Regions from separate parts of the Mus musculus genome. Here region 1 is linked to region 2. The links are chromatin loops, found by intact Hi-C in ENCODE. Cell type or tissue: left cerebral cortex. All regions are shown on one strand. Each heading gives the region's core, and the rest is flanking DNA. Links, peaks and the distances in the headings are about the cores only. Region 1 overlaps Cfap20dc (CFAP20 domain containing). Region 2 holds the start of Gm46492 (a long non-coding RNA gene).

Region 1 (16,543 bases), core at 3,076-11,075, 140 kb before region 2:
ACTGTTATAAAAATTACCATCAGCTGATTAGCTTATAAACAAATGAATTACATTTGTCACAGTTGAGATGAGAGCATGATTTGACATGTCACTTCATGAGGAAACATTAGAAATTAGTGTCACCACGTCCCATGTCCCATCTCAGTGTTCTCCTGACTATGGAGACATGTGCCAGTCTGGGCCCTGCCTCACTGCAGCAGAAGGTTTCTCCTGCTACTTCCACAGAACATGGAAGCACGAACAAGAACAACATTCGATATTATATTACGGTGAGGTCTGTAAGTCATTATCAGTGTATTCTAGCTAACCCATTGTCACAGACAGAGATTTTAAAATGTGACTCAGTCAGAAGTTAAAGAACATGAGTCTCTAGTTTGCTAAGGCTTATTAGTATTCATGACTGTTTAAGTTTCTTGAGTGATCCTTTCTGTGTTTGAAATGATCAAGTTTTTATTTTAATTTGTTAATTTCAGAATAAAAATGTTCATATCAAATACCATTCCATTGCAGAGAAAATCCTGTAGGTCCTCACAGATAATGAGGTTTTGTTTCATTTTGTTTTTTTGATTGGCCTATGTTCATTGCACACTGAGTTTGATAAAGACATATTTTAGATGAGTAAATCATATATTTTGACCACATCTAGCCCTCTCTCCAAGATTCCCCTTTCTTCCTCCACAGTTCTGCTTTTACTTTCATGTCACCTTTCCCGATGCCCCCTGTGTGTGTGTGTGTGTGTGTGTGCGCGCCCATCTGTCTCTGTGTGTTTGTGATTTATGTTTCTATATAAAATCTAGAAACCACAAATGAGAGAAAACATATAATATTAATCTTTTTGAGTCTGCCTTATTTTACTTAATATGATAATTTACAATTATATCCATATTCCTATGAACAAAATAATTTTATTCTTCTTTATGGCTGAATAAAACTGTATTATCATATTTTCTTCATCTGTTATCTGTTGATGGACACCTAGGCTGATTTCATAGTAGGCTTTTGTGGATAGACTTCGGTAAACATGGATGCACAAGGACTTACATGCCTTCAGGTATATAACCATAAGTCATATCCACACTGATTTCACACTGGCTAATTAACAATTCTAAGCAGCAGCTGATAAAGGCTCCTCTCTCCACTCTTCCCCAGCACCTGCTATTATTTGCTTTCTTGAATTCATTCCAGAGTTCACTCATGTGCTCTGTTTCCTCGGCTATTTTTATAATTGTTGCCTTGCTCTCTTTGTCTGAGTTTTATCTAACTTGCCTTTACTCAAGTCAATGACTGTGCAACTGATCGTTTTCCCTGGGTTGTTGCTGCCCTGGTTTTTTATGTTTTGTGTGTTTCTGCGTTGAGAAATAAATTCTGTTGGATTTAATTTTTAGTATTTTATTTACATGTATGTGTTTGTTGGGAAGTTGACACATGTGTGGAGTCAGAGAATAAGTTGTGCGCATTAACTTTTCTCTTTATACTATGTGAGTCCCAGGAGTAGAACTCAGATCTTCATGTTTGGCAGCACTGGTCTTTACCAATGAGTCATCTCACCAACCCTGAATTTTCTTTTTAACTACCATTTTGTTTCAGTTTAAATATTTGCAACACCCAAAAAGGACGAGTGGATATAGATAGGTATAGGTATAGATAGAGATATAAATGATACACAGGATATATCATATGTTGATGCTAAAGAGGAATTAGTTCTGCTTTCCATCTTTATGGGGGTTATGAAGAATGGTACAGCCATAGACAATGGTATAGAACAATAGAACTCAAGAAAAGAAATGTTAGTACCTATTGGTGTAGAGCAAGCACAGGTCTTGTTTTGGGCTTTTATCAGAGATATATGATAGAATGGGGGATGATCATTCTAAAGAGTCGCATAGAATAAGTAAGCAAATGCTCACAAAAGGTACAGGAGCCATTTATGCATGGATGGGGAAACCGAGTGTAAAGCTTCTCTACCACCAGTGTAAAACATTGGTTGGCTGCAGAAAAAAATAGCAAGAAAAGGCAGTGGTGGCTTAATCTAGAGAAACAGACATAGAATTAGGAGGCTTTACAGCCAAGTAAGGAAGGATAGGTTTTGAACAGCAAGAGAAGTGAAGATTTCAGACTCTCAGAGAAAAATTTCAGAGCTAATATAAACAGAGATGAGGAAAAGCTACAAGGGATCAAAATGGTGTGGAGTAAGGTCACCATCCCAAGCCCCTCCCGAGCCCCATGACCTGGTGCAGGTCTGTAAGATGTGCTAGCTGATGGGGAGATACAGGCACAGGACTACTGTAGCAGCCCAACCTAGGGCTGTCACTAGCTCTGGATTTTGACTCTCTGTAGGGATTTTTAAAAAAATATCTAATCCTTTTGTCATTAGACTTCTCTGTATTATTATAGTGTTATAAAGGGAAATGATAAGCAAGTCAAGAGTCTCCAAATAACTGTAATTTGAAATTTCAAATTACTTCTCAACTGTAAGCTAGTTAAAATTTCAAAAGTTGAAAATGCTTAGTTTCTCTTTCCATGCAACGAGGCTGCATCTGTCTTATGGTGTGTTGAGTTTGCCCCTCTGTATTTTCACAGTCTGCTGATGTCGACCTGTGCATTGATCGGGCAGTAGGAGAAAGGGTAGTGGCCGCCCTCAAACTCTCCAGGAAGACTACCTGAGACACTGCACACAGAATCAGTCATTTTGTTCATAGTTCCATGACAGGGACAAATACAGTGACTTGGGATTTTCTGATATTCAGTGGTACTGTCTATTTTTTTTTTAAAGGAAGGAAGCTAATGGCAGTTATTGATGGTTTACTGCAAGTTCTTTTAGGCTCTTCAGAAAAGATGAGAAGATCTAAGCATGACAGAACGGAATATCTTCACCATTGTCCTCTGACAATGGCATCCTTCCTTTCTTCCACCCAGTCACACTTCTATCCATTTCCCACCCTTAGTCTCAAGACATGATAATTAGCCAAATGAACAGCAACACACAATTACCGTGTTCAGAAATAGCTGAAGTCATGACTCACAGATGTTAAATAAAACTTGAAGAGAGGGTATATGGAAGTGTTTTAAAGGCGTATCCTATAGCCAGACAGCCTTTCTGGTTCCAGCACTTTCTCTGAAACTCATTGCCCATGTGATCCAAGTCTTGTCCCTCAGCTTCCGAATCTATAAAATAGGGGTACTGAAGCCTCTTCCATGGGTTTGAATATTAAATGATAAAGCACGTAGCGGAGGGAAAACCTGATCTTTCCAGTGAACAAACCTTTGAGTAGAAGAAATAAAAAGAGTTTCTCTGGTCCTTGTGTGTAATGGTGTTTACTGTTGAGGTTTTTGTTGTTTTCTTGTTGTTTAAATCTCACGACCACCAATACCAGCCTCCTCCCTCACTACCACTACCCTCCCCCCTCCCACCTCCATCACCACCACCACCTCCACAAGTCAGTCTTCAGCCTAAGTGGTGGCATTGAAGGTATGCAGCCCACACACTGCTTTGAATGAATTCTTCAAACACAGAGACATAGAACTGAACTTAAATCGACTATGGCTTTTATAAAGCTGTTTTTCTTCATTCCATCTGATTTAAGTAATCTAGAAAAATTAAAATGACAGAAAGGCAGATCAAGAGTGGGGTGGGAAAGCAGCAGTAGAGAGGCTTCTCCAGATAAGAGCTGCCTGAAGGCCAGAGCAGACGGGTCAGAAAGCCAACCAGTTGCTGCACTGCCCCACAGATGCCCTCCTAGACAATTTAATGTCTCTTAGACAGTTCCAGAAAGCATTATCCGGAGGAGTGGGACACTTTGTGTGGCCTGCAGCCACATGATGAGCCTTAGTGCCCACTCAGTTGGATGCTGCTCTTCCTCACCCTCAGCGCCTCCTCAGCTCAGACCTTCCTTCATCCACATGTGGGAACTCCTGAGACTCAGCCCAAGCCTCGCCTCTGATCTGACTTGATCTGCTGCACTTTGGAGCATCATCATATCATCACTTTCACCCTTCACAGTCACTCTAAGTAGCTTGTTGGCCAGCCTTCTCTTTAAGTCCTGAGGGGTTATTGACAGAGGAAACCAGGATGAGCATGCTCTAGACTCAGTGGGGAGATGCCTGTAGACTGTACACATTCAGCTAGTGTAGGCTGTGCTTTCTACCAAGGCAATGGCAGATGAGCTACCATACTTCTTCATGGATGCCCCTGTCACATTGCCAGTGAGTCATGGCAGCCTTGGAGTCCTTTTGAACAAAGAGCATCACTTCCAGGCACCTGCTGCTGGGAACTTGGGACCTATTTGCTCTCCAGGATTATGAGTTTTAAAACAGACAGAGTTTTCTTTAAATGCATTTTTTCTAATATTGATTTTCCACAAAAGAAAGAAAGAAAAACCCAAGGACAAGACATTAAATCTCACTTTTGTGGAGGCATTTCTCTTGGGAGCAAATACAATATGACTCAGAATATCAGCATCTCAAGCAGGCCTTTGGCAAGCCAGTTGATAACTGACTTTTTTCACAAGTGGCTGAAATGCTGCCACTTAAGATGGAATCAATAGACTTTAGATACCAATCGGGAAGTGGAGTTGACACTCCCAGAGGGAAGTTCCGAGCCTGGCTTTCAGCCTCGTCATACTGAGAGCTGCCCTTTTCTATTCAAAGCTGGATCTACGTAGACTGGATCCTTAGGAGCTTTGCATCTGTACGAGCACCTGAGGAAATGCTCAGTTCTCCAAAGTTCTGGATATGGACAGAACTGGTCAGTTCTCATTGCTGCACTGAAATGCCCAAGGCATCTAACTTACAAAGAGTTTACAGGCATGTTCTAGTCTGCCTCCAGACACAAACCAACTCTCATCTTTCCTTATTCCGTCTATAACAGGAGTAGGCTCAGCTTTCCCAAGCAAAACGGCACTTTGGTGACTGTTCGCTGTCCTGCCCTCCCTCCCTCTTCCCACATTCCTTGCAGGTTTATATGTGGGGTTCTAACCTTGGTGTCAGTGAGGAATCACTAAGCAGCTCTTCCTTGCCAGGCAGAGCTGGTTTTATATCATTTGCTCCGCTCATCCCGTGTGCTCCCTGCATTCACCCTGTCTGTGTCTTTACCACCCCAGTTACCTGACAAGGGAACAGACTGTCCAAGAATCCGTGCATTCCCAGAGTCTTTCAGAAGGGAGGAAATCCTCAACAAGTAGTTCTTAGGACACTGTTAGGTATAGGATACCCACAGAGGTCAGCACATGTCAGACAGAAATGTCCATCTAGATGTTTTCCGGCATGGCTGATGTCCTGCAGAAGTTACTCTGTGTTGTGTGATTTGGCTCTTAGAAAGCATTTGCCTCAGCTATTTAATTATTCTTCTTAAGTTCTGGGTGTGAGCTGCCACACATTCACACCTATGTTCCCAGCTGAGAAAGAGTGATAGGAAGGAAATTTAGGTATGTGAGTGTGTCCAAGACAGGTTGGCAGCTGGGTTGCTGTTGTCTTTCCAATGGTGCCACCCTGCTTGTTCATGACAGTGGCCCTTACATGACCGGCATTTCCTCCTGACTTGTCAGTGGCACTCTTCTTGCTTTCTCATCCCCTTCACTACTTCCAGAATCAGGGAATCTCCAGGCCTTCCCTTTCCTGCCAACATACAAAAATCACCTTAATTCTGTCTGTGCTTAATGTGGAGGCATTTACAGAGTGGAGTTTAAGTGAACTAGCCCACTTCTTGTGATCATCTTTGAAATACGTGGTATGCAAAGGAAGACAGAATATGCTTCTTATTAAAGGACTGACTACAAAAGCACGGAGCCCTTTCTGTCCAGTTTCCTGAACACTGCCCCTGCTTAGAACTGTGCTGTGAGATCCAGGATCATAGGATGTTCCTCTTGCAGAGGCATGAGAGACACACTTGCAAGTTCAAGTATAGGCTTGTGGAAGTATTATTGCCACTGTATGCAGAATGTCCTTTGCAAGGTCACCGTCACCCCCCTGCCCCACCACTCACCCCCAGTCTAAAACATGCTCCCCAAAGCCAAGTATTCCTGTACTCCAGACTACTCCCTGACCCCTGTACTCTTGTTCTTCAATTAACAAAAGATGTCAAAATGAATATTATTCTAGCACCAAGACCACTACAGACCCAAACAGGTGATATTAAGCTACTTCTCTGGACACATCAGTAGAGGGAATGAGCATCAGCCTTGCCTTCAGACACTTCAGTTGTTCAGTTTTAGAGCACGGGGGACCACAGTAGACATTTTCCTCTTTAGTGAACAGGAAGCAGACCATCCATCACTCATGCAAATCTTCATATGAAGACCTGGTGTTTTCTTAGACAAAATCATGCTATAAGGAAAAAATAAGATTAAGTGGATTTTCTTAAGTGGTGCCTCAGTTTAGAAAAATACAAATTGTTATATTTCTTTAAATACATGATCTCCACAAATGCTATTACAATTCTGGCATATAATCTGGACAACATTATTAAATTGATATAAATGCACACCTTGAATGGCATGCAATTTATACACATTGTCTCTGCCCTAAAATTCTGGAAAAGAAAATAGAAAAATAAATAAGTAAAGTCACTATCGATGGCATCACATGCTCAGAAGGATACAAAAACGAACTGGACAGGCAGTTCTTAGACAGTTCTTGCTTTTTAAAAAATGTATTTATTTTATGTATGTGAGTACACTGTTGCTGTCTTCATGTACACCAGAAGAGGGCATCAGATCTCATTAGCCATGGCTGTAAGCCACCATGTGGTTGCTGGGAACTGATCTCAGGACCTCTGGAAGAGCGGACGTTGCTCTTAACCACTGAGCCATCTCACCAGCCCTCTTAGACTTTTCTTAAGTGTGAAGATTTACATTAAGACTTGAAGGAAAGCCAGGCTCAAAGACACACCTGTGTCCCAGCAGGAGGGAGGAGTGCAGAAGGGTTAGGAGTGCGGGTCACCCTCAGCTACATAGTGAGTTGCCGGTAAGGCTGAACTATATGTGACTCAGTCACAAATCAAAGCAAGACTTAAAGAAACAGGAAGAACTAGTACTGTGGTGAGTGGGTGGCACAGCACTCACACAAAGTAAAGAACTGGGAAGTGTTGCACGAGCTCATCAGGTGTGAATCCAGAGGGCCGAGCGGAAGAGCAGCCGTTCTGCATGTACGCTGAGGTCCCGCTTACCCCCTTACACTCTGCAGCCACTCTCCCATCTGCGCTGAGCCTGGGAGGTGGTCCGCTCCTGCCTCTCATGTCATAGTTAGTGAAACAGATTCTGACCTCAGGACAATGAGATGCTCAGAGGTCAGAGGGCAAGAAGAAGGAAGAGTCGGGAACTTTTTTCTTTCTTTGCTTCAAATTTTCTGTTCATGATCCTTCCGATGAGAACGTGGTACAGTGGTGTAAGTGCCTCCCCTCGTCCCTCCAGACTTGAGAATGGTAATGTTTCCACAGTTGGGATTTGAGGATGCCTCACTGTACTTCCTCATTTTTGCCAACCCGTCCCATACATCTGCGACACATCAGCTCATGAGAACCTCTTCATTTGAACCCTAGGAAGTGAATTCTGTTCCTGCTAGGTTGCTGGCTTTGGAAATGAGGCCTGTTTAGTGAGACTAGGCAATTTATAGGCCCCTGTGAGCTAGGAATTTAGATTCTGATCTCCGGGCAGTGTGAGGCTCACCTACAGTTTCATGCTGTGCTTAGGTAAGATGGCTACTCTGGATGCCAGTAAGGCTAGTGGTTTGAGGGAAGCAGGAATGGGAATGGACAAAGGAAGAGCAGCTGGGAAGTTGTATAGCTGAGAATCCATGGCACCTGGCCTGAGCTAGGGAAATGAGGAAGTCCACCTGGACCAGGCAGACTTGAAGGAGGAGCTAGGAGTCAGAAATGACAGGCTTCTGATTCGAGCTGCTGAGGAGCAGAGACACGGTTCATGAAGGATTTGTTTATTTTAGTGCATTACATTATTTGTAGAAATATCTAGAAAAGATATCAAGAAAACAGTATAGTTCAAGAAGAACTCTTGGCTAGAGATCTAAATCAACTTTATCAACATGCAGATAGCATTTAAAATAAGGCAGGGTAGATATGGTCCCCATGAAAAATGTCTTTTGATTTTGTCGTATAAAAGAGAACTTAGGAGCTCCTAGCATTTAAAGGCTTTTAGAAGCTATTTATGTGCACATTGTTTTGCAGCTTTTGTTTGTTTGTTTAGTTTGGTTTTTTGTTTTTGTCTCTTTGTGGTCCTGATTGTCCTGGAACTCACAATGTAGACCAGACAACCCTCCCTCATCCTCTCCCAAGGACAGGGATTAAAGACATTCAGCACTGCATCCAGCTTGAATTCACACTTTAATTCATCCCAGAATATTGTAAAAAGAGTTTGTAAATCCAGTTTATAGAAAAGGGAAAACAAGAAATCAAACGTAAAGATGCTGTTTTATACTTCAACCATAGAATAAGCGTGCTATCTCACTGAACATTTGGTTAGGAGAACAGCACTTTTGTGCAGTAGAATGCATGGAAACATGATAGCTTTGTGGGGTGTGGGGAGACTTAGAGGTTGGCTGCAGAACTGAAGGACTTAACTGACCTCTACATTTCAAACTTACTGCAGACCAAGAGTCCTGCTCAGCCAGTGAGTTTCCTGCACTGTCTAACCTGACGGGAAGGCGCTTGAGTTGATAAGTTTCCAGCCTAATCCAAATTAAAAGGAAGATTGTCTAATTTCATCTTTCATTTTCTAGAAAACTGTAAAATAAAAGAACATAAAAACGTCAGTGTTACGAGGGACTCCTGGCTCCAGCTGCATATGTAGCAGAGGATGGCCTCGTCGGTCATCAATGGGAGGAGAGGCCCTTGGTCCTGTGAAGGTTCTATGCCCCAGTGTAGGGGAATGCCAGGGCCAGGAAGTGGGAGTGGATGAGTTGGGGAGCAGGGGGAGGGGGTAGAGGATAGGGGATTTTCAGAGGGGAAAATAGGAAAGGGGATTTTAAAAAAATGTCAGTGTTGTATTACCATTAACACAATGTATAACATCCAAAGCAGACAGGAGCCGTGCAGTAAGATAAGTTTCATGGTTTTCTGTAGATTCGCCTCAGATGATCATTTTCTGACTCTGGGGACATATAAATTTTATCATATGGCCTTCCCGTTTGTATATTACAGTGCTGAACTGTCACCCCCAGCATCCATTAGAATGATATTGACAAAATGTCCACTCCTATTGAGCTAAGTACTCAATAAGCCACTGTAAGTAAATTGTTGTGTTCCCAGCTCGAAGGCCAGTTATTGATTCCCACATGGCTGTGGACCTGGTGGAGAAGCCCTTCCTGCGCTTCCCTCCTAGGAGCTACAAAGACTTTTCAAACTCTCAGATAGCAAAGAGCCTTTCTCCAACATTGCTTGTTAATACCCTGTATATCTTTACTGTATTTTATTTTAAATGAATAGTTAAGCATTAATCAATGCTTTGCTCTTAGGGGCTTTAAAAAATCCAACTAATATCATATTGTGTAATAACATACACATGTCTATAATAAGAAAGGTAGAATCTCTTTCCACAAGAACAGGTATTAACATTTCTATGAACAGCTCCAGACATTAAGCATGCATGTCTGTGACACCCCCCAGATCTCCTTTATACCCACAGTAGAATCCTGGCACTCACTCTCCAGCACTTGGCTTGGTGAGTGCGATGGTTTTGCCTCACCTATCTTGGGAATCTTTCCATGTGGCTACATGGTAAACTGCCTCATCTTTTTTAATAGTTGTCATACGTTTCTGGAGTGTGGCATGGGTTAGCTTATTTAGATCCATATGGCAGACCTCTAAGCTTTACCTCTGGTTAATATCAGTGTTACAGTGAATACTCCCATGTGTGTCTGTTTGTGTACTTGTGAAATAGCATCCCCTTAAAGAGGTGTGAGATTATCATGTAAAAATAGAACAAGAGAATGTATAGACTGCCAACTTATAGTGCTATATTCAGGAAAGCAGAAATGGGAAGAAAAATATTTAAACAGTAAATATTCAAGATATTTAAGAACATCTGACAGATTTTTTTCCCCTTTGTTAGAAACTCATTATTTCCACATTTGGGAAGTAGAAACTTTTTCAAGTTTTTTTAAAGCTTGTGACAATTGGGAACCGTTAATAATCGGAGTCTGTGCTGTGCTTTATAGTGACAACTTGGGATGTAACTGTTTGTGCTTTGCGAAAAGTGGACTTGATCACCAGATATCTTTTTTATTATAAATTTGGAAAGTAGTTGTTTAAGGTTTAAACAGAATGGTCAGTGACACGGAAAGGACAACCTCTGGTCCTCCACATGAACAAACAGCTGGAGAGCTGGAAGTTTACTTTCCAAAATAAAGGCTAAGTTCCATGGCAGTCCGTGGCAAACCATGTCTGGAAGGTAAGAGAGTGTGTGGTAGAAATGTCAGGAACCTGAATGCTTTTCTGTCAGAGACAGCTATTTTTTAAGTGCTCAAATTACACACAATTCTAGCTTCTCTAAGGAATTGTGTGCTAGAAAGCTCAGGTTCTGGGATGTTTGCATCAAGACAGAACACATGAATCCTGCTGTCTTTAGTTTCTTAGGACTGTGCTCAGATGCTACCACAAACAAGATCAGTTAAAACAATAGCAACATAGGTTTCAGAAACTAACCCCGCCCTCCCTGCCCAAAGAAAAGATATTGGGAGGATGGGTTTGCTCTGAACATCCTGGGGACTACATTGACAAAAATCTCAATTTATGACAGTCTTATGCAGTATTAACTTAATTTCAGTGGTGTATAAAAACCGATTCTGTTCTCTGTTCCTCCTTTGTGCTATTATTATACAAATTACTTCCTTGTATTCTGTAATCCTAAACGCGGGCGTGTAATTACCGTTTTATGCTTTTCTTTTTTCTATGTAAGAAAAATTTGGTTTTGGTTTGTTTTTGTTTTTGAAGCAGTCTCACTGTGTGACCCAGGCTGGCCTGGAAGTTACTGTAAAGCCCAAGTTCTCCTTCAAGTCTGGATCTTCCCACCTCATCATCATGAGGCCTCAGCCACCACACCCAACGGCTTCTGTTCTTACGGAAGACATGGAGGGGGAAAGTTACAGCAAATATATTTGCAACACTTTTCATGTTTTTCCATTTTCTGACATGCTGTAACTAGTTTGCATGCATGGGAGTTCCTGGGCACTGCCCTTTTGTGTAAGCCAGAAGGACTACTGTCTTGCTTGTTCTCACTGTGGTCACACCTATCAAGGCAGCCTGAGAAGAAAAAGGTTGCTCTTGGCTCAAAGTGTGAAGGACAGTCTTTCATGATGGAGGATTTGCAAAGGAGCACAAGGAGGCAGCGGGTCACACTGTCGAAAGGCAGAAGGCAGAGCACATGAAGCCTACAGTCCAGCTTCCTCTCCCCTTTCTAGTCAGAGTGTGATCCCAACTGGTGAGGTGCCCATCAGATTTAGGGGGAGTCTTCCCACCTCAGTTAACCTAACATAGAAAGCCCCTCACAGACTGCCCTGAGCCTCACAGCCTTGATGGTTCTAAACCTCCCCAAGTCGGCAACCAACCCCATCCCAGATGCTTCCACTATTTGTTCAAGGTGAGCTTGCTAGCAACAAACTCACACAACTTGTGTTTATATTAGAATATCTTAGTTTCTTTTCCACTTCTAAATGATGGGTCGGCTAATTCATAATACTGGGTTGATAGAGTTTCTCTTTAAATATCTTCCTCCCACTTCTGCTGCCACTGGCTTCTGGTGAGAAGTCAGCTATTAGTCCTCATGCAGCTCCTTTCTGCAGAGTGAGTTATTTCCCTCCTGCTACCGCTAGTATGGTCTCTGGCTTTGTCTGGCTCTCCATGGTGGGGTTATGAGCTTTTTGGGTGTTGCTTGCTTTTAGCTCATTATATGTGGAGTTTTCAAGCTTCCTGCATGTAGAGTTGCTAACCCTTCAATCACATGGTTGAGTTTTAGCTGTTACTTCTACACATAGTGTTTCTTCCCAGTGTTTTTCCTCTGTCCCTGTTCTCACTGGTATCTGATGGTTTCATATCCCATTTGTCTCTGTGGCCATGTGTGTTTTCTCCATGATGTTGAAGGTAGATAAACCCTACTGGGAGAAAGAAAGAAGTCTGTACTGTGACCACCTCAAACAGACAGATGAACTGTGACAAAGCCCAACATATATTCTTGATAAAGACTCCAAAAATTAAGATAAGGGAAGGATCGAGGAAGGACTTTGTATATCATACTTGATAGTGAAAGACCAAATGCTTCCTTCCATGCCTTATCTTGCTATCAACTTGACATACTTGGGAAGAAGTAACCTCAGGTGAAGAATTGCCTCCATGAGATTGTGCTATAGGTGTGGGGGAGGGAAGGGAGGCGGCACTTTCTTTACTGCAGAGGTGTAGGAGGGCCCAGGTCACTGTGGACTCTACCATCAGCACAGGGGAACCTGGTCTGTATAAGAAAGGTAGCTAAATGGGAGCCTGGGAGCAAACAAGCAGCATTCCTCACGCTTTGTGCTTAAGCTCCTGCCTTAAATTCTTGCCTTAGCTTCCTCTGATGGAAATAGAAAAAAGAGAAAAGAAGGAACAAAGGCTACATCATGTTCCAGCAAAGCACACAAGGCAGAATTGTTTCTCTTTTCTAAAAAGGGCAAAGAGTGCTCAGTGAGTTTAAACTTCAAGAGAAGTATACAGAGAAAACTGACAAAATAAAAGTCCTCTTGGTAAATGTACAGAATTGGAAGGATCAGATAAAGACAGAACCATTTTGTACTTGCCTTGGAATTTCATTCCATAGCCACATTACTCCAGACTTAAACATGACACTATGTATTTTCTCATGTCATTTTGCAATCTCACTATTTCTGTATGCTTAGGCCTCAAATGTGCATTAAAGTTAGTAATTTTTAGATCATAATAAGGAAAAAAATCATAGTCATCACCACCACTTTGGCTTCAAGGACAAATGATTCTGATAAAGGAATTCAGTCAGTCTTCTGAAGTACAGCATCAGTTCTGTAAGCTCCTCCCGGCCGGCCGAAGCCAACATCCCCCAAAGACTTACACAAAGAGAAGGAAAGTGCAAGGGTGACTCAATAGACAGGACCTCCACCCCTCCTGGAAGGTGGCTGCCATCCACTCAAATTCCTACTGAGCCTGCCAGGGTGAAAAAACTGTCAATCAAAGATGATGATATAAAAATGAACTGAAGATTGAATTGAAAAGTAATTCTCTTTTCAAGTGGTTTGCAAATCTAGCCGTTAAGTTAGAATGAATGTGGCTAATGACCATAGCTGTGAGAGCTATGTACCTGCTGATCACTGGAATATTATTGCACATTAGCTTGAGTTTTCTGTCGTCTCCCCATTCATCTCCCCGACGTGGTCTCATTACCTTTCCTACTGTGCCGCTGACCCTTAGCTATGAGTGCTTGCTTGAGGTTGTCGCAGCGGTTTAACTTACATGTATTTTTTTAATGCATCTTTAGGTACAAGAGGGGTAATGCCTCTGTTTCTTCTTTCTCTTTTTTTGTTAGGTCCCAGGAGGTTTTAAGTGGTGGAAATCAAGCCTGTATTACAAGTAAAGAGCTGCTTTATAAGCAGCCTTCCTTACAGCAACTAAATTGCCCCCAAAAAAGCTTACTCGCATAATGAAGCTTTGAAGTAGTCACACATAGGCATTTATATTCTTTCTCTCATGAATGACTAATTTTATTTTTTTTTTTAAAGTAGCAACTCAGCTTGCTTTCAGAACCATTTAAGCTTAGCACATGATTTTGTTTTCCTCCAAAACCAACGACTCTTGATTATGAGATGAGGAAGGTTTGCATATTGATTTTTGCAGACAGTGGCTAAGCTCCTGTCACATTGAGAGGCCTAGTCCTTAGCTGGGCACGAGATCTTATGAAGATTCTCTCCAATGTCAGAGCCACAGTGGCTAGGTCTAAGAGATCTGTTTTGTGTAGAGTGAACCCTAGCCTCTGGGTGGGGATGCTCATGCTGGACGGAGCCTGTTGTCTACTTCCCAGTGAGCCTCCCAGCTCAGTAAGTCACCTCTCCTGGTACTCCTACAGGATGCATGGAAAGATCTACTGTGGTAGAGAAACAACTCTTTCTTTGTGTTTCCATACAGTTCTATAGAATACTCTATCTGGACTGCCCTTTCCTGTAGATGTGTATGTGTGTGATTCCTGCCTTCAGCTCTGTCCAGTGCCATCTTCTTCAAGATGCCTTACTAACTGACAGATATTTTCCATTCATGTCACTCTCTGTTGTCTATTTTTCATAGCACTTGTTAGGAGATGGATGACACACTCTATAATTGTTTTTATTTCTTACTCTTTCCCCTGTTAGAACACATGCTTTATACATCTGCCTGATGCTTGTCACTGAGGAAGCACTCAGTAAATAGAAGAGCAAACATATAATCTTGGTAGGGTTTTAAAAGAGGAAGCTCACCAAGTAAATTCAGTTAGATTAATTAAAGCTCCCGAATCATCAGTGTAATGACCGTGATAACCAGGTATAGCACTCAGGCACATACAGGAAACACACCGACATGGAAGCCTGTGGTGACATCTACACTCATTTTTTAACCATAAATTCATTGCAGTCGGATCCAAGAATCCATGATTTACAATCCAAGGACTTACAGTCCATGACTCACACTTTTCATTATGGAAGATGGGATTGGTTACTGATAGAGAACTTTGTAGATATGAATGATCCACTTAAACTTAATTATTAGAAAACTTAAAACCCCCAATCCACAGAGCTTATTAAATAACCCACAGAGAAGCAACTCAGTGAAGGTTAGGCCTTGGGAGATTTTCTTTGTCTGGCCACTGCAGGCATCTTTCATATATTCTCTAATGCAGTCCCAACACCTCTCTTATAAATTCTTACCACCATCTACCTTTTACAAGTGAAGAAATTAAAGTATGGAGATTAACTGATTTCCCAGAGTTGTTAAAATAACACATGGTAAAGCAGGATTTGAAGCCAGAAAATCTTGCTTCAAAATGATTAAAAAGAACAAGTATGCAATATTTCTGTGTGTGTATTGTGTATATGCAAATGAGTACATGTGTGTATATATCTACATGTATACATGTGTGTAGAGGCCAGAGATTGATAGTGCATGTCTTCCTCAGTCAGTTTTTTATCACGTATTTTGAGATAAGATCTCGTGGAACCTAGACTGGCTGACCAGCAAGCTCCAGAGATATGCTGATCTCTTCTATTCCCACCTGTGCTAGGATTATAGACACATGACCATACCTTCTGTGGATCCAGAGTCGTGTCGTGTGTTCCTCCTGCAAGCACATTAGTGACTTAAGCCTTTCCATCCCCCAGTGTGACATATTTCTGATACAGTTAGTTGGCAGTAGCTAGTGTGAACTCATAACTGAAAACTAACATGTACAAACTAACTCAAGCCAGTACTGATGACTGAATTGTCTTTCCCCAAAATTGAAGAAGTCTGTCCGACTTATTCTTGAACACTGGGAACTTGACAAATCACTGAGCCCTAAGGACAGATATCTCTGAGGAAGTTAAAGTTAGTGCTTTCTCTAAACTCTAGGATAATGCCAAATTCTATAATCCTATTTAAATTCAATAAAAACATGACTGTCAGATGATAAAACTGAAATGCGTAGAACTGCATGTTACTCACTTACAAAAATACAAAATGTCCATCCTTTTATGGCCTATAAAATTGCTCATGTACTGATGTGTAGATCAGAGGGCAAAATCGAAAAATAGTAATAGAAGTAAAAAGCACACGGTAGCAAGTGAAAAGAGATGTGCTTGTTTTTAATCTGGAAATCTGAGACGTCATCTAGCAGGATATGGCATTTCAAAACAAATTCTGATGAATGATTATAATTCACATTGGCAAAACAAAGAGCAAAGGGGATTTCTCCGAGAAGTGAAGCTGCTGAGGAATGGTGGATGGTGCCATATCATCTGGACTTGCCTCTGCAAAGCAGCTACAGGAATGGTAGACTTTGTTGCAAGCTTGCTTAGGCTGGTTACAGCTGGATGCCAAGGTCCCTGGAAGTGTCCCTTCAACTTTGGGGGCTAGAAAATCTGGCTATGTGCTCCTTCTTCCATCCATTAAAGAAGTGCATCCTGTGGGTCTGATGGATGTGTCTCCAGAGGCCATGGTGGAACAATGTTGGCATTGATAATACTTCTTACCTGTCTCAGAGGCCCTGATAGAATAGTGTTAGCACTGGCAATGTCTTCTTCCACTGAGATTCCCTCCTTGGCTTTTAATCTCCTGATTCCCTTAGTCCTGATTAATGGCATCACTTCTCAAGACGTTCATACACTTTCCTATCTCATATTCTACACTTGGGGGTGTGCTTCTGAAAGAGAGAGCATAACACAGCCACGTTTATGAGAATAGCCCAAAAGATTGGAGTGCCAAAGACTCATAAGAGTGATAGACTTCAGCCAATGTTTACTTATAAGTTGAAGGATGTAAGTGCTAAGACAGAAGAATCTAGTCACTGCTACAACTTTCTAGTCCTTTCTAAAT
Region 2 (16,543 bases), core at 4,312-12,311:
TGTGTGTTCATGTGGATAGAGTAGACTGTCTATGGAATAGTGATGCTAGCTGCTGTTTTACAGCCTATTGCACACTTAGGGAGAGGAAGGGATAGACTCAAAGACTTCTTAAGGTTCTAAATGTTTGTGGAAATAAACAATATCGAAAACAGTTCTAGAGTCCCCAAGCACTAAAGTGTTTGCTTTGTTGTTTATCTGTAAGTTTCAGTTGGGAATTTTGGTTTGGAGTTGTTGTTGTTGTTGTTGTTGTTGTTGTTGTTGTTGTTTTCTTTAAGTGTCATTTGCAGATTATGTTAGGGTCTAAATCCTTTGCCACTCTGCCACATTTTTGTGTGGTATGAACATACTTATAACTGTCATTATCTGATAAAGCCCTGAAGACTCTGACAAAAGATTAATAACCAATGACCTCAGTTCCTGCTGGCTCAGCCCGCCTGGTGGAAGCAAGCTGGTCTGTCATCATAGAGTGCACAGCCTCCTTCATTTCTCTCTCTCCGTTTGTCAGGATTCTGCCTAATATCCTCCCCTCCCCACTTCTACTACTTAAGCCTCTTTTCCTCTGGCACGCACGCACACACACACACACACGCACACACACACACAAAGACAATGTACAAATAAATCCATGGAGCTTATACTGGGGCTCCTCTTCACCTTGTTATATGTGGATTGTCTTAAACCGGACAGAGACTTTCCTTTCTAAACAAGCATCTCATTCCTCTTACGTTCTTAGTATTCTTCCTGCTGCCTGCGTTTGCGTTATGTTTGGATCTGCATATACAGAGGCACAGATTGCTCTTATCATTCATTTTTCTTGCTCTCTCTTGATAGGAATAGATATGTGCACCTCTTAATTTTGGTATTCTTCACCACAGATTCATGGTTGTCTGAGACTCCAATTCTCCATATTTATAGCTCCACTGCTCATGTGTTGAAGGCCTTTGTCTAATCTTGGTGCCATTGAGGGGGAGTGAAAGCTTGGGAGGTGGAGCCCTAGTGGGGCCCTTTAAAGGCAGGCAGTGTTGAGACTCAACCTGCTCCCTCCTCCCTCCTCCCTCTCCTCCTCCTTCTCCCCTTCCTCACCCTTACTTGCCTCTCTCTCTCTCTCTCTCTCTATCTATCTATCTATCTATCTCTGCCTTTTGTGTGTGTGTGTGTGTGTGTGTGTGTGTGTGTGTGTGTGTGCGCACGCGCGCACATACATGTGCCTCCTGTTTGGTATAGAGTGGGCAGACTGCTGCATGTCCCCCCACTGTGAGATACTGGTCCAGAGTAACAAAGCTGATAAACAATAACTGAAACTCTCTGTGAGCCAAATGAACCCTTCCTGGTTTTAGCTTAGATATTTGTTACAGTGATGGAAAGCTGACTAACACACTTTCTGTTTCTTATCTGTTTCTCCCTCTTGCCTGTATTGTTGTCTGGGTGATGATAGTTTCTCCATCGGCCTTTGAGTTGAGGGAGCGAGGGAAAGAGGAGGAGAGACAACTGGTACCCAGGATACAATGGGAAAGGAAACTGTGTATCCTGAATGTTAATATGTTCTTTTGTGTGCTTATTGGAAAAGGTCTGTTGGTCTCAGCTGGTCGTTCATATCCATTTTATGAAGTCAGTGCCACTTGCTAACCATGTACTTGGGTTACCCCTGCTGAAGACGGTGTGCATAACCCTCACTGGCCTAGATAAGCAAATAGAGCATTGTTTTAAAGATGCACAGGTGTGTCTATGTATATAGATCTAAATGCACATATATTGTGTGTAAGAGAAAGGGGTAAAAACCTGAGCCTGTGGGATGGCATGTTTGATTCAAGCATCTTCCTTCTTCCTCCCCACTCCACCATTTTCATGAAGAGATTTCATGAAGAGACCACTGTTCTACTGTGAGAACAGACTTTTAAGACATCTGAGCCCTTCTCTGTCCAATCTCCAGCCAAAGCCAGATTTCAGGATGGCTTTTCTTGCCTCTGTGCTGCCTCAGAGAAAGCCCCAGGGAGAAGATTCCCAGAAACAAACCAAATCCCTTGAGAACCTTCCTGCTTTTCACCTCCAGCCACTCATAACCCAGGACAACAACCTACCCAACTCCGAGAGCCCCCTCTTGCCCCAGGCTGTAGGAGACTCAGTAATTTATCTGCAGAACCTTGTGGATGAAGAACAGACAGCTCATGGCCACCTGCCCGTCACATCTTCCTCCACTGCCTGGGACTCTTGCTGACCTGTCCATCCCACTTTCAATCCTGGATCTCATGATTCTTCTCCAAGGAAAGTTTGCTCAGATCCCAGGCCATTGCAATAAATGACTGGCAACCTGGGTACCCTCGCCCGCCTACCCAAGATGACTTTGTCTTTGCTTTCTTCTCTGTTTATTCTGGGACCTGGCTCTGAGCTGGGTAACCCTGTTCTTCACTACCTCTGTCTGTGATTAGCTCTCTCTTAGGCTTCTAGCACTCACCACATTACTCAGCCCAAGTCTTCTGGTTTCTCCACACTGTAGATTAAGTCTGGAAAACATAACCAGTATTTTAGTTACTGCCTTGTTTCCCAAAGTTGCAAACTGATGAAGCCCTTCACAACGGTAGAGTGCATCTTCTCCCCGACCCACCCAAAGCCCCTATGTCTGAAATGACAAATGCCTGAAGAGTCTGGGCATCTCTAGCTAGCAGTGTGTGGTCCCTCGGGCCTCCCTAGTCACTGCTATTCATCTGGATAGGGAACTCACATGCCTGTGGTCCACAGTCCAGTGGAAGATGGTAATTACCAAAGCAATTGTTTACCATTCTAACAATTGTATAGTTTCAATTTTTAATTAAAAGATTATGGGTTTTTTAGACTAATAAAATCCTTTAGCAAGCATAAGTAGTAATTCTAGTTTATAGCATCTTTGTTCTGCTAGAGATGAGGGGGCAGGGCAGGAGAGAATGCAGGTCAAGATCTCAGAGAATGGCACATACCCTAAGAAATGGAAGACCATACTTATTGTCAAGTGTCCACAGCCATTCATGTCTCTAAACCCACTGACTCATCGTTCATTTTGTAATCCAGTGCAGAGCTTCCTTGTTATTTAAATAAGAACCCCCAACAGCCTGGGCAATTCAGCCTTAGCTTCAGTGGCGCTTGGTGTTTCTGAAGCCCTTACGCCATGAGCTGCGCTTGCCCTCCATGAACTTGCCCTTTCCAGGGGGGCAGTTCCACTCTGTGGGTCCTGCATGTGATATGAAGGCCACTGAGGGGCGGGGCTGCACGGAGAGGAGCTGCAGCCTTACAAAACTGGTGCTCGTGCACAGGCTCCACTTCTGTTAGACATTTTCTTTCCTGCATTTCTTTTCATTTCTCTTAATGAAAAACATTATGTTTTTAAATTGATTGAAGTTAAAACATGCTTTCTCATTTTAGCAATATATTATGTTTATTGTCACTTATAGCTTTATATTGTGATGTTCATTACACATAAAATCCCACTCAATATAATAAGCCCCATGTGAGTCAAATGTTTGGCCTGTTTCAAATGACTCCGAGGTGAAAAGGCAAACAACTCTTAGCTGATTTGATTGAACTAACACAAACATTATTGTTATATTGACTCTTTCTTGCCCATTGATTTTTAAAAGGCTTTATATCCCTTGCTATCCATTAAGGCGAGTCAGATGCAGTGTGGTGCTCAGGACAAGAAAACACTATTGGGCGTTGGGTATGTATAGTCATAGGGAAAAGAACCATTCTTAAACACACTTATAAGGAAATAGTTCTCATATTTTGCTATGAATAACTTCTTTGCTCTTGATTTTTGAGTTAATAGTCAGAACTGCTGGATTGTCGCAAGGATACATGGCTCAGTAGCAAGTGAAGCGAAATGGTAAACTGCAGGTGGCTTTGTCCTTACTTACCGAACACAATTAAAAGCTAGCCTCTCACATGGCCTTGTGTTTTTCAGTTTGCGTGTGTGGCAGATACACACTCTGCTAATAATGCCTCCTCTTGTGCATGGCATTCATTTCTCAACTCTAGACTCTTTTCTTCTCACAACTGTTGAAACTACTTGTTGGCCACTAGAATTAAAAGAAATTTCCACGGCGGTGTAGTTGGTGTTTTGGCAAAGAGTACACTTACCTTGTTTTTCACAACTTGCCCTCCCCCCATAGACTCTTTAACAACACTCTTACTGAAAACAGAAACTGACTTCATTCTGCAAATACAATTAGTGCATAGTTGGAGCCCAGAAAAGGCTCTGATGTTTACCTCCTGGACTAATGGCGGACGTGGGAGACAAAGGAGGACAACTGCATTCTGCATCCTGACATGACATGACGGTCTCTGCATTCTGAGAGTGAGTTTCCAGATTCAAGCCCGAGCCAGAAAGTGCTGTGGGCGAGGCACACAGTAAATGAAGACCTTCTGTAATAGGGAGGAACGGATCTGTCACTTGGAGGGATGGTGAGGCGAGGAGGAGATTAGCTGATTACTCACAGACAGAAGGCAGCTTGGTGAAAAATGTGTAGGAAACGATACGTGTGGGTTTGTGCTGATTTACGGATATCCTTAAACTACAATAACACTGCAGCTGTAATATAATAACACACTTGGCTTGCATTTTTAAATCATCAACATATTTCTAGTTTGACCTTAAAACGCCTCAGGCTATTCTCTATTAAAATTAGCAGCTTCTTGATTAGGAAAAAGTGCCCTCTAAGATGTCACAGCAGCGCCCTCACAACAAGCACACCTGGCCTTTCCCAAGCTGCCGTGTGCATGGCTTCCCTCCAACATCTCTCCGCAGTGCCTGCATCTCCTTCCAAGCCTAATTTTAATTGTGTTTTAAGTATGCCAAAACCTCCTGTGGGTCTTGAGGCATTTCAATCACACACACACACACACACACACACACACACACACACACACACACACACAAACCCACCACCTGTCTTCTACCAGCCATGTTTAGTGACATACTCACCTGTCCTCATTGGCTTTCATTGTCGTTTTTTAACTTCTTATGGTGATTGAAGAATATCTATGAATAAGCCTCCTGTTTTCCCATGGGATAAAACAGGGTCAGTCTGTCATAGCAATGAAATCAACCACTTTTATTTTGTATCATTGCAGATATTCACCAGGAAAAATAAATTAACAGATTTATATTTTCTATGAACAAATGTGAGATGTGAACAGCACACATGCACCTAACGTGACGACGATGGGCTTGCATCACCGAAACCATCTTAGTACGCCTGCCTGATGCAAGTGCAGCAGGGCTTCTCTCATGTGCTCTTCGCTTGGTTTGCCAGTGCTGGCCTTATGTAATTGCATGTAATGACACTTGAAAAGTGACAATATTTGCTATCTAGTTTCCCCCCAACTTCACCCCCCCCCAAAAAATTAAGCAGTCTAGATGGGAAGCTATTGAAGAGAATTCTTAAAATTTGTGATAGGAATACTTAAGTGTAGCTCTTCTAGCCAGGGAGGGGTGGGGAAGGACTCCACTTTCTTTGAAGAGCTGGCCATTGGGAGTAAATAAACAACACAAAATGCACTTAGTGTTTCTTCTTCTTCTTCTTCTTCTTCTTCTTCTTCTTCTTCTTCTTCTTCTTCTTCTTCTTCTTCTTCTTCTCCTCCTCCTCCTCCTCCTCCTCCTCCTCCTCCTCCTCCTTCTTCTCCTTCTTCTTCTCCTTCTTCTCCTTCTTCTTCTCCTTCTTCTTCTCCTTCTTCTTCTTCCTCTTCTTCTTCTCCTGGAGGGGAGAGGTCACAAAGGTGGGGGATAGACCTGGAAGGACTAGGAAGTGTAATCAGGGTGCATTATGTGAAATTCCCAAATAATTAATAAAAATATTAAGAGGGGTAAAAAATTTGTACCTAACCCCAGTAGCCACCACTTGAATCCTAGATGATGACAGTTCAAATTAAGGTAGGTGTGTGTGTGTGTGTGTGTGTGTGTGTGTGTGTGTGTGTGTACACGACTTACCAGGATTCGGCATGGTTGTGGACTTTTCCTGTTCTGAAATTAGCACTCACAAGTTAGAATAAGTAAAGGAACTGATGGAAGAGCAAACCAAAGAAGAGATTCTGAGGTGGAGGCAGTTGCTGTGTCCTGGCACCCCTGCCTAGTCTCTGTCATCAGGAGTTAATAATGCTGTCTGCCCAATATCTTCAGCCCTTCAGGTTTTCATGCGAGTATTTGGTTGGCACTTACACGGTCTCCTTCTTTGGCATGCTGCCAACCACCCTACTCATTATAGCCAATAAAAAATTAGTAACAAAATGGCTTTAGTTATTGTTTGGCACTGGCACATAGAACAAGTGGGTTTTGGAGGTGGCATAATGGTTATAGCACAGTGTCTGGCGGTAAGTGCGGGTTTGTGTTTGTGGGAAATTACTCAGCCTTTCCAAGCATACTTCAGTTATCTAAAAGTAGTAACTTTTTTTCCAGGTTTGCTACAAGGGTTCTGTGAGATAATACACGGGGCCTCTCAGGAATATTTTCCTTAGCAGTATTAATTTCATTAGTAATATGAAAAGTTTCATGACTGCAAACAGTGATAATAGGGTGTCACTAGTAAGCGAGGATAGAGAGAAAATGAGGCATCCAAGCATCACAGTAAGGCTAAGGAGGTGATTTACCCAGTGTCTCTTCAAATTCTGCTCGTCTGTGCCAGGAAACAGGCTTGGCACACCCTCAGGCAGTTCCTCATTATCAGACAAGATAACAAGAAACCTTGATGCCAAACTTGATGAGCCTTCTTCTAACTTCTCCCCAGAACAGTATGTTGAGCCTTTGCCATCCTCACATCCTTCTTTAGTAGCGCATCTGAGTCACTTTGTCCACTCTCCATTTCTTACATGGTCCTCCCTGATCGTTCCAGCCCTGACATAGTCCTGCCCAGCTCCCTTGGCACACTGTTGGGCTTACACAGTTGCTGTCCTCTCAGCTGAACAAGACAATTTAGATGTAATCCAAACCAGCTGGATTGCAGCTAACGTCACCAGGCACTATGTCTCGTGATGTGGGGTGGGTCCCATTCACATTTGTAGTTTTCCTGTCTCACTAATGACTTACATTTAGTATCTAGTCACCTAGACCACTCACTGTCTTTCCCTTGGGCTGATGCTATAGATTAATGGGGAGTCTCCATGCATCGCTGGTGCCTTTAACCACAGCCTGTTCCCCACAAAGCAGTTAGAGAGACCTTTGTAAACACATGCTGGAACCTACTCCTCCTTTTTAAAACCTTTCACTCACAGGATACAGGCTGCAAGACTGAGTGGCCAGGCCCCTGTCTGCTGGTACAACCTTATTTCATAGAGTTTTCCTTGTAGGGGTTTGTGTGCAAGCCACGCTGGCCCTTCCCCTCTGCCTGTGTGTGTCTTTTCCTCCCACAGTGGCTTCCATCTCACTGTGTCCACTTTGCTTCTTCACACCCTTGCGCCACTGTGCTACCTACCAAGCATCCTGCAGCATGAACCTCTGAGCAACAGTTCTACACTGTTACATGATTTGCTGATTGGTTGATGGCTGCCCCGCCCTCCACACTATATGCTTTACAAGGACAGCACTGAGGACTAGATTCATAGCCTCAGGGTAGGAAGAGATTGGGAACTTATTAAAGGACACTACTTCAGGTAAAAGACACACCACAAAATAGAATATTTGCAGTACAAGGGTTACAGCCCGCAATATATAAACAAAACACAAATCAGTAGGAAAGAAAATAGAGACAACCCAAAAGAAAAATAAAATGGCCAAGACTGACGAGGGATATATAAATACCCTGCTTGGGACGTTGTGTGTGCACTGCCAATGGGTGTGAGTACACTGCTGGGTAGGTGTGAATATAGCATGTAAATGCCACAGTGGATGTAGATATGCCAAGAAGGTATGAACTCCTGCAGGAAAGGGGTGTAAATGTCCCACCAAGGGGGTGTGAATGCACTGCTGGAGGGCACTGACGACAATTACGATGTACTGCCCGGGGATATACGTTCATCTAACTGCTTTGGAAAACTGTTTCATACGAGCTAAACATATCATGGCTTTTTATCCAGAGATAACACTTCTTCATACATATCCAATAAAAGGCACAGAGAGGTGCGCATCCAAGTCACATCTAGAGGTTGAATGTCCATTCCACCCCTTAGAACTGCTATGACGATTATGTTTAAGTGAAAGCAGTTGAGCTACAAAACAAGATCTTGGCTTTTTCTTTATCTAAAGCAGCACCTGAAACAGTTGCCATTAGTCACCAGTGCCCAGAGGAATTTCCTGCTAATTTAGCTATATATACACAGGTACCCCCATTAACGTCAGAAGTCCTTCCTAACTTTCCCATGGAACCCCTGGGGCTCATCCTCCCTGCTCTGTTGCTCTGCGAGCCTTTATTCCCAGTTATTCGGTGTGTCACCCATTGCTGACAGAGCTCCACCTGCACTGTCAATAAGCTTCGCCTTCTCATTGTACACTGTAGTTGATCTGCAGACCCAAGCAGCATAAGGGCCTCAAGCTGGAGAGAACTGGCTTTGTATGCTAGAAGAGATAAATAAACTGTGCGATATTCACAAGACAGAATACTAATTACACCCAAAAGTATGGATGAATTTGTCAAATACAGTATTTAGAAAAGACTCTGGATAGCACATACGGGATGTTTCCATTCCTACAGGGATCAAACTTGCGTTTTGAGGTGTAGCGTCGCCATCTGGTGGCCACGAGGAAAAGAGCATGATGTCTAAAAGGAGCAAGAGGGGACTCTTGCCTGACTTGCATTGCAGTCCGTCCCTGAATTGTGCATTTATTACATGTGCACCTTTCCATGCAAAGTTCACGGTGCAGTTCTGGTTGATGCAGATGCTCTCTCTGGTCCTGCAGTGTCTGTCGCTGTTTCACAGTTCTGCATGTTGCTTTCTGCAGAGTTGAGAACCGCGTGAAGGCTGAATAGCTGCTATGCTAACACTGAGTAACCGCAGTGCCTCCACCAGCCTGGCCAGTGGAAATAGTTATTACCCTCCCTCAGAAGCCTAATGGGCTTGCAGGAATGGCCCAGCCCAGTGCCACAGGATCATTTCATCTCAAGTGTTTTTTGAAAATAGCATTTCCCCTTCATATCTGTTTAAAAGTCCATTTGTCGCGCACATCGGCATCCTATCACAATATTTCTCATTAACTGAAATGTTACAATTAACGCACTCTGCAACTGCGGGGAAAAATTAATCTCGTCAGCGGAATATCCTGTCAGCTTTCTCAGCTCTTTATTTTTGTGTGCAGCCAGTCAACACTGTGGGGTTGGGGGGGGGGAGACAAATTATTCACCTGATAGAGCCTTTTTTCAACATACCCTTGTTGTATTTGAGTACTGAAACTAGAGGTATAGCCCAACATTCCAAAGGAAATGGAAACCACTATGCAAATGCCATTTCCGAGAACCCAACAGCTTAGTGAGGGAGCCCACACCTGTGCTTTACAGAAGCCCACAGGGCTGAGTTACAGCACTGAATTAAACCCCGCCTACTCTCTAAGTGCTGCTAAAATCTCGAAGGAAGGCTTATATGAATTTGTATTTGTATTCTAATTTTAGGACGGTTAATTTTCTTGGGTTAGAAAAGGCTGCAGTTTCCTGCTCTTAAGGCTGAGTTAGAATGCATTCAGCATGCCCTTGCCGTAAAAGCTTGTAAAGATGCTACATGGAGCTGCTCCACTTGGGAGCTCTTTCTGGAATTTCAAGTAAGCCACCACTCATACTTGCACACTGGTAGATTCTACCTTATGACACTGTGTGTCCTCACTGGGCAGTCTGTGTTCACGTCTCATCCGTACCTCTTTTTTTTTTTTTTTTTTTTTTTTTTTTTTTTTTAAGCACGGGAATACCCAGGCCTATGGAGCTCATAGCTTGAGACAGGATGGGAGAGTTTTCGCTTTGCCCTTACTTGACTTTGAATATTTAGGGAAAATTCTCAGTTTGCAGATTTAGCTAATGGCACTACAATGTCACTCTTCTCTGTTTAACATTCAGCTTTGTTAATCAAGAAAAGCATAGATTGGCTCTTTGCATGTTGATTAAATTGATTACAGCTGTGGGCCTTGATAGCACTTTTTTTTTCCCCAAGTGTCTCTAATTAATCAGACAATGCTTGATTGGGCTTTTCTGCTTTGAGGAGATAAACTGACTTCCTCCAGAACTTTCACCCTGAATATCTCTCCGTGGCAAGGTAAAGATGTGAGTCACTTGCCAGGGTGACTTTTCGGTTTCCTTTCATCCTTCAGCAACTAAAGAAATGGAAAGAGGAAAGAGAAGAAGCAGAGAGAGAGTGGGGGGGGGGGGCTTTTGAAAGACAAATTAAAGTCTAATAGGACTCAGCTGAACCCAAATTTGGAAAGAAAGTCTGTGTCCCTGGAAGCTCTTAGGATGGCCTGCCCTCTACAGGGAAGTGTCTCTTTGCTCTCCTGCTCTAAACATTCTTTGTCAACCTGTGTTCTCTGAAGTGTCAAGTGTAGTAGCCTGGTGCTTCCTTTTCCTCAGATTCGAGTTGCAGGAAGGAGGTTTTACATGGCCACCCACTTTTTAGTCATATCTCCAGTTGAAGCACCTGTCATTCATGCAGATACAACCCTGACCACTTCCTGGAACATTGCCAGCATTGAAGAAGACCTGAGATGCTCTGTGATCATCTCTGGAGTCCATCCATCAAGTGAGGCAGGCCACTAGAACCTTGGCTTATGTGGCAGGAGGTGACAGTGAGAAAGGCAACCTGATTTCCTGTCCCTTCCCATCAGTAGATGGGTCTATAAAGCCTGGTGCCAGCAAGCAAGCACTTGCTCACCTTAATCTCGGCCACTGGATGTTGTTAGATACGTCAGAAGACTTGCAGATCTCATCATGGTGAAGGATCCTAGAGAGAGAGATGCTAATGTTAAGATAGAAAGAGCCTAGGGCTATACATGGAGCTGAGTGGTTGGGTACTTGTGTAGCAAGAGGAAAGCCTGATTCTATCCCCAGCACCAAAACAACAACAATAATAATGCCTGCACTACAAAACCAAAGTGCAGCTAAAATTAGAAAAGAGAATAAAAAAAGATGTGTAGCCCCTCGTTTTTACTGACAGGTGTAATGGTGAGTAACAGTGTCTTAGACACCTAACATGTAAAAACTTCCTATGCGCATACTAGGAGACACAGCTTATATGGCCTTTTGTTTGTGGATGGGGATAGTCCTAGCCTCTGCACCACTTCCTCTGGGAACTTTCAGTTAGTAGGTCCTGAGCATCTTTCTGAATTTGTATTGACTTATTTTTCACAAGCTTCTAGGAATCCCTTCCTCATTTGGCTGGATCCGGACATCTAGGTGGTTTCCACATGTTTGTTATTGCCAAGGGAACGAGAGCCAACATGGTCATGAACTTTTCTTATGAAGGCCACTGTAAATTTCTAGCCAGAGAATTCCTCGGGCAAAAGATAATTGTTTGTTTGTTTGTTTGTTTGTTTGTTTGAGACAGGGTTTCTCTGTGTAGCCCTGGCTGTCCTGGAACTCACTCTGTAAACCAGGCTGGCCTCGAACTCAGAAATCCACCTGCCTCTGCCTCCCAAGTGCTGGGATTAAAGGCATGCACCACCACTGCCCAGCGGTAAAAGATAATTTGATAAGTATTGCCTAATTGCTTACCCATTCACTGATTTATTCCTGTCATAAATATAAATATGTTCCCATATTTTTTGTTTATTGTTTGTGACAGGGTTTTTTATTAAAGAGAGAGCCACAGACAGACAGACAGACAGACAGACTCAGGCAATCTCTGAACGCATTACATGAGTGAAGATTATCCTGAATTCCTTCCTCCTCTGCCTTCACCTCTCTAGTACTAGCATTATTATAGGCATGAGCCAATACTCAGCCCATCACCCTCCCTTAGTCTCTTAAGACCTTAGAACTTTTGCCTAGCTGTCAGTGAAATATCATTATTTTAATTTGCATTTCTCTGTGTACATTTCAAACATTTTTCCATGCATTGAAGAACATGACGTGTCTTTTCCTCTGACTTATATCTGTAAGTTTCTGGGGTTATATCTTAATGTGCTCAGCATCCCTATGAGTCCAACACAGTGTTGGTCACATGAACACTCGATGTCTATTTAAATGTTATTTAACAAATGAAGCACACAAAAATCATCTTAAAATAATATAAAATCCATCCTTAAGGCTAATTGTCATTGCCAGAGACGTTGAAGACCACTGAAGAACCATTTACATGTGGTATCTTCTCAGGAGATTTTTGTACAATGTTCAGAGCAGAAAAGACTCTGCTACATGCTCCGGTTCTCAGGCTAGGGCTTATGAGTCAGATTGACCCAAGATGGATTAATAGGAGAAAAGCATGCACATTCCCTTTGATCTAATATTTTAAGTTTTGCGTGTACATGGAGGCTCTCATAGAGGGAAATGGAGAACCAAAGAAAACTCGACCTGAAGTTTACACATCCCTTAAACAGAAGCAGATTATGTATAGAAACACAATAGGAAAAGAAATGCAAGGGGGCCTTAGTGTGGAAGCAGGAAATTGTAGGAAGAGGATAAGGAAGTGTATGAGAGAAACTACTGGAAGATGAGAGTTCTTTTCATGAGGCTTGTCCAGATTGATCTTACTGCCAGATCCCCATCTTGATGAAAAGAATGTTCTCTTCTCCTGAGATAGATAGATAGATAGATAGATAGATGATAGATAGATAGATGATAGATAGATGGATAGATAGATAGATAGATAGACGATAGATAGATGATAGATAGATAGATGATAGATAGATAGACGATAGATAGATGATAGATAGATAGATGATAGATAGATAGACGATAGATAGATAGATAGATAGACGATAGATAGATAGATAGATAGATAGATAAATGATAGATAGATAGACGATAGATACATGATAGATAGATAGATAGATAGATAGATAGACGATAGATAGATAGATAGACGATAGATTGATAGATAGATTGATAGATAGATAGATAGATAGATAGATAGATGATAGATAGACGATAGATAGATAGATGATAGATAGATGATAGATAGATAGATAGATAGATAGATAGATAGATAGATTGATAGATAGATTGATAGATAGATAGATAGATAGATAGATAGATAATATCCTTAGTGGAGAAAATTTATGTCCTACTTTCAGGAAGACATAAAGAGTCAGAAAGCTCCAACCTAAAAGAATCAGGATGATAGACTGGCATCTACAAACAGGCATGTCATATTCTGACCCCACTGAACTGCAACTATTTTGGCACCATAAAAAATTACTGTTGTCAAGAGGGAAGTTCTGTGCTTTTTCCATATGTTTCTTACACCTACGTATTTAAATAATACCATATCTATTCCCAGTTGCACAGCAATAAAGTCCTAACTGATCTTCATGGTCCCTCTCTAATTTCTCACCAATCCATTCTCTGCGCATCTACACTGAGGTCTTGCTAAAATGCACATCTACACTTCTTCCAGGCTAACAACTTTTGCTTGATTCTGTAGGGCCCTCATAACTTAGTTTGCCACTCACATATTCTATTTTTTAAGCAACTGAGTATAATACATACACACACACACATATTAAATACATACATAAATATACTCACGCACGCACACGCACGCACACACACACACACACACACACACACACACACACACGGTTAATAACTTCATATGGTCACAAGTGCTTCAGGCTCCCTTGCACTGCGTTTTCGTTGCACTGCATTCCTATTGTGTTGCATGCTGTTTCTTCTAGACGCTTCTTCCACCTATTTTTCTACCATGTTACCTCACTCTCGTCCTTAAGGAGCAGCTGTCTCATGGCTGTTGCTATAAAACCTTCCCTAATCTGCTCACCCGGCTGTTCCCTGTGTTAGGCTCTCTTCTCAAACTACTCCCGTGAGTGAATCCCTCAAGAGCAGGAGCCGTGTCTTATTTCTAATGCTTAGGAGATCAATAAACATCAAAGTGTGTGTTATGAAATAGCTTTTCTAAAAACAGTATAGGGAGTGAGGGTCAGCCCTTTTCCTGGTGTTTCAAGTTGATAGTTTATGTGTCTTAGTTATATGTGATGATGTCTAATGCTGTGATAAGTGATTCTAGGGTTTAACTATCTTCCATGTAAAATGTGTCCTTTACCCTACAGATAATACTATCAAGCTAGAATGATATTCAGTTCTGCAGAAAACATAAAAGTTACATTTGAATGAGCATAAAGACAGTAGTAGTTTTATGATTTCTTGGAGCATAAAGAACTTGGTGGAACCTGGTACTCTCAGTTTTAAGGTGTTCTAAGACATGGAGAGACTAGAAGAAAAGAGAACAACTTACTGTTTGTAGGAACGCTTGTTATATGTCTCTAGACAGCACTCCATTTAAAAGTTTCTAGAACTTATAAACAAATTTAGTGAAGATGCAGAGCACAAAATCAGCATGCAAAAATCTGTAGCATTTTTATAAAACCATAATGAACTTGATGAAAGGGCATTTTTAAATATTCATTATCGCTACATATAAAAACAAATATTTAGGAAGAAATTTAAGAAAAAAGTAGATCTCTGAACTGAAAATGACAAACTATTAATGAAATAAACTCTAGGTGATATTAAAACAATGAAAGGATTTTGTCATCCTTGTGGATTGAAAGAATCAATATTGTCAATATTTTCATACTACCCAAAGCAGTCTATTGATTCAGTAAGATTCCCATCAAAAGTCAATGTCTATTTCATAGAAATAGAAAAGTATCCTCAAAATCACATGGTACCACACAAAACAGCCATACTAACCAAAGTGTTTCTAAGAGGAGAAAAACAACAACAATGTAGGAGCCATCACAATTCCTGATGTCAAGATATGCAATAAAACTACAGTAACTAAGTCATCATGGAATAGAAGCAGATGGATAACACAGTGGCACAGAATAAGCCAGAAATTATTCCATGTTCATATGGCCAACTGATATTTGACAAAGGTTCCAAGAATATAATCCAGAATAGACAACAATTTCAATAAGTAATACTGGCAAAGTTGTGTTTCCATCTGCAGGAAAATGAAAGTAGGCCCTCTCACCAAACTGCTAAGCTTTGAACCTTAAACTGTGAGATGACCAGGAGTACAAGTGAGTCCAGACACTGATAGAGGCACCAGTGTTTTATATAGGACTCTAAAATCATGGACGACAAAAGCCAATACAGGCTGCTACCTGCATTTCACCTTTAAAAGCTGTGCCCAGCAATGGAAGTAATCCACAAAATTATCAGGCAACCAACAGAATTCGGGAGAATATTTGCCTGCTACTCATCTGCCAAGGGATTTATATATGCACTGTCTAAGAAATTCAAACAACTAAAGTTGGAAAAACGGCCTGATGAAAACAGCCTACAGATATGGGTGCTTTGCAAAGAAGAGGTGTAAAGGCTGAGTGCATAGACCAAAGCTCCATCTTGACCAATGAAATAGGACAGAGACCCTGAAAGTAAACCACACAGTTATCATCTGGAAATAAACCACACAGCCCCACCCATCCGAATTTCAAAATATCCACCAAAAATATGAGAAAAATAGTCTCTTCAACAAATGCTACTAGGGAAGAAGATATGCACACGCAGGGAAAGGACAGGAAGCCCGTGTCTACCATGCTGTCAATTCTGCCATGAGCCCAACCTCCCTGAGGACCTATTGGTAGCTAATCTTTGCTGGAGGTAGGGGAAACCATTTTCTTCATTATTGTAGCCAGCTCCAGTAAATAACCTCTAACTCAGGCACATAGAAGCAACCCTAATTAAACTCCGTGGGCCCCAGAACAACAGAAAGCCATGAAAGTCAAAGGGAGAGTTGTTAAGAAGAGAGTCATCGGAAGGAGGAGGGTATGAAGGTATAGGAAGTGTAATCGACCAGAATACGTGATATACATACCTGACTCACCAAATAGTAATTGTAAAAGAATCATTGTCTACTTACTTTAAAAAAAAAAAAAAAGCATCCCACATGGACCAAACACCTTAATGTAAGACCTAGAACTTGGAAACTAATAGCAAAACACTTCATGATAGAGTCATAGGCAAGAACTTCCTAAAAGGCCACCAGGAGGCCAAGCAATAAGAGCAGTACTCAGTGAGACTGAGTCAAATGAAACAGCGTCTGTGCAGTGGACAGTGAAGAGGCAGCCTTCTGAAGGGGGAAGTGACAGGACGTATACAGAAAATATGCATGAAGCTCAAACCTTAAGACACCAAAACCCCATTACTAATTAAGGATAATTGGCCAAATGAATTAAATACTCCTCAGAAACAGCACAAATGGTCAATAGATAGTTATATTTAAAAAATCCCAAATCCCAAGTGCAAGTTAAAACTACATTGTGATTCCATCTCACTGTCATAGTCAGAATGGCTGTTACCAAGAATACACAGAGGCATGCACACACACACAGAGACACACACACCCACACACACACACTTCTGACTGGCTGTGATATGGAAGAGCAGAGACTCCAGTGCATTGTGGGATAAAATGTAAACTAGCAAGGCTA

The links. Hi-C counts contacts between places; a loop is a spot of excess contacts. Peaks named below come from ENCODE experiments on the same cell type or tissue, not always from the same donor. Only the 100,000 strongest peaks of a DNase experiment are listed, where the experiment ranks them.
Region 1: a loop joins it to region 2, with 2.0 times the contacts of the local background. A loop is called at or near these places in 11 of 42 quality-filtered maps.

Annotation. Positions count from the first base shown.
Region 1 is chr14:8,587,239-8,603,781 of GRCm38, reverse strand. The region is part of intron 4 of Cfap20dc (CFAP20 domain containing); the gene reads left to right. Among named protein-coding and RNA genes, the nearest start is that of Cfap20dc, 71 kb to the left of the region's middle. In left cerebral cortex, for the core only: a CTCF peak has its summit at 6,686 (motif pointing right); no DNase peak of the experiment used is centred there.
Region 2 is chr14:8,452,832-8,469,374 of GRCm38, reverse strand. The region is part of intron 14 of Cfap20dc (CFAP20 domain containing); the gene reads left to right. It overlaps Gm46492 (a long non-coding RNA gene), which reads right to left and starts at 5,282. Exons shown (of 4, transcript XR_001781488.2): 1 at 4,952-5,282; 2 at 4,237-4,392; 3 at 2,453-2,501. In left cerebral cortex, for the core only: a CTCF peak has its summit at 8,688 (motif pointing left); DNase peaks (open chromatin) are centred at 4,729, 6,752, 8,673, 9,555 and 1 more place.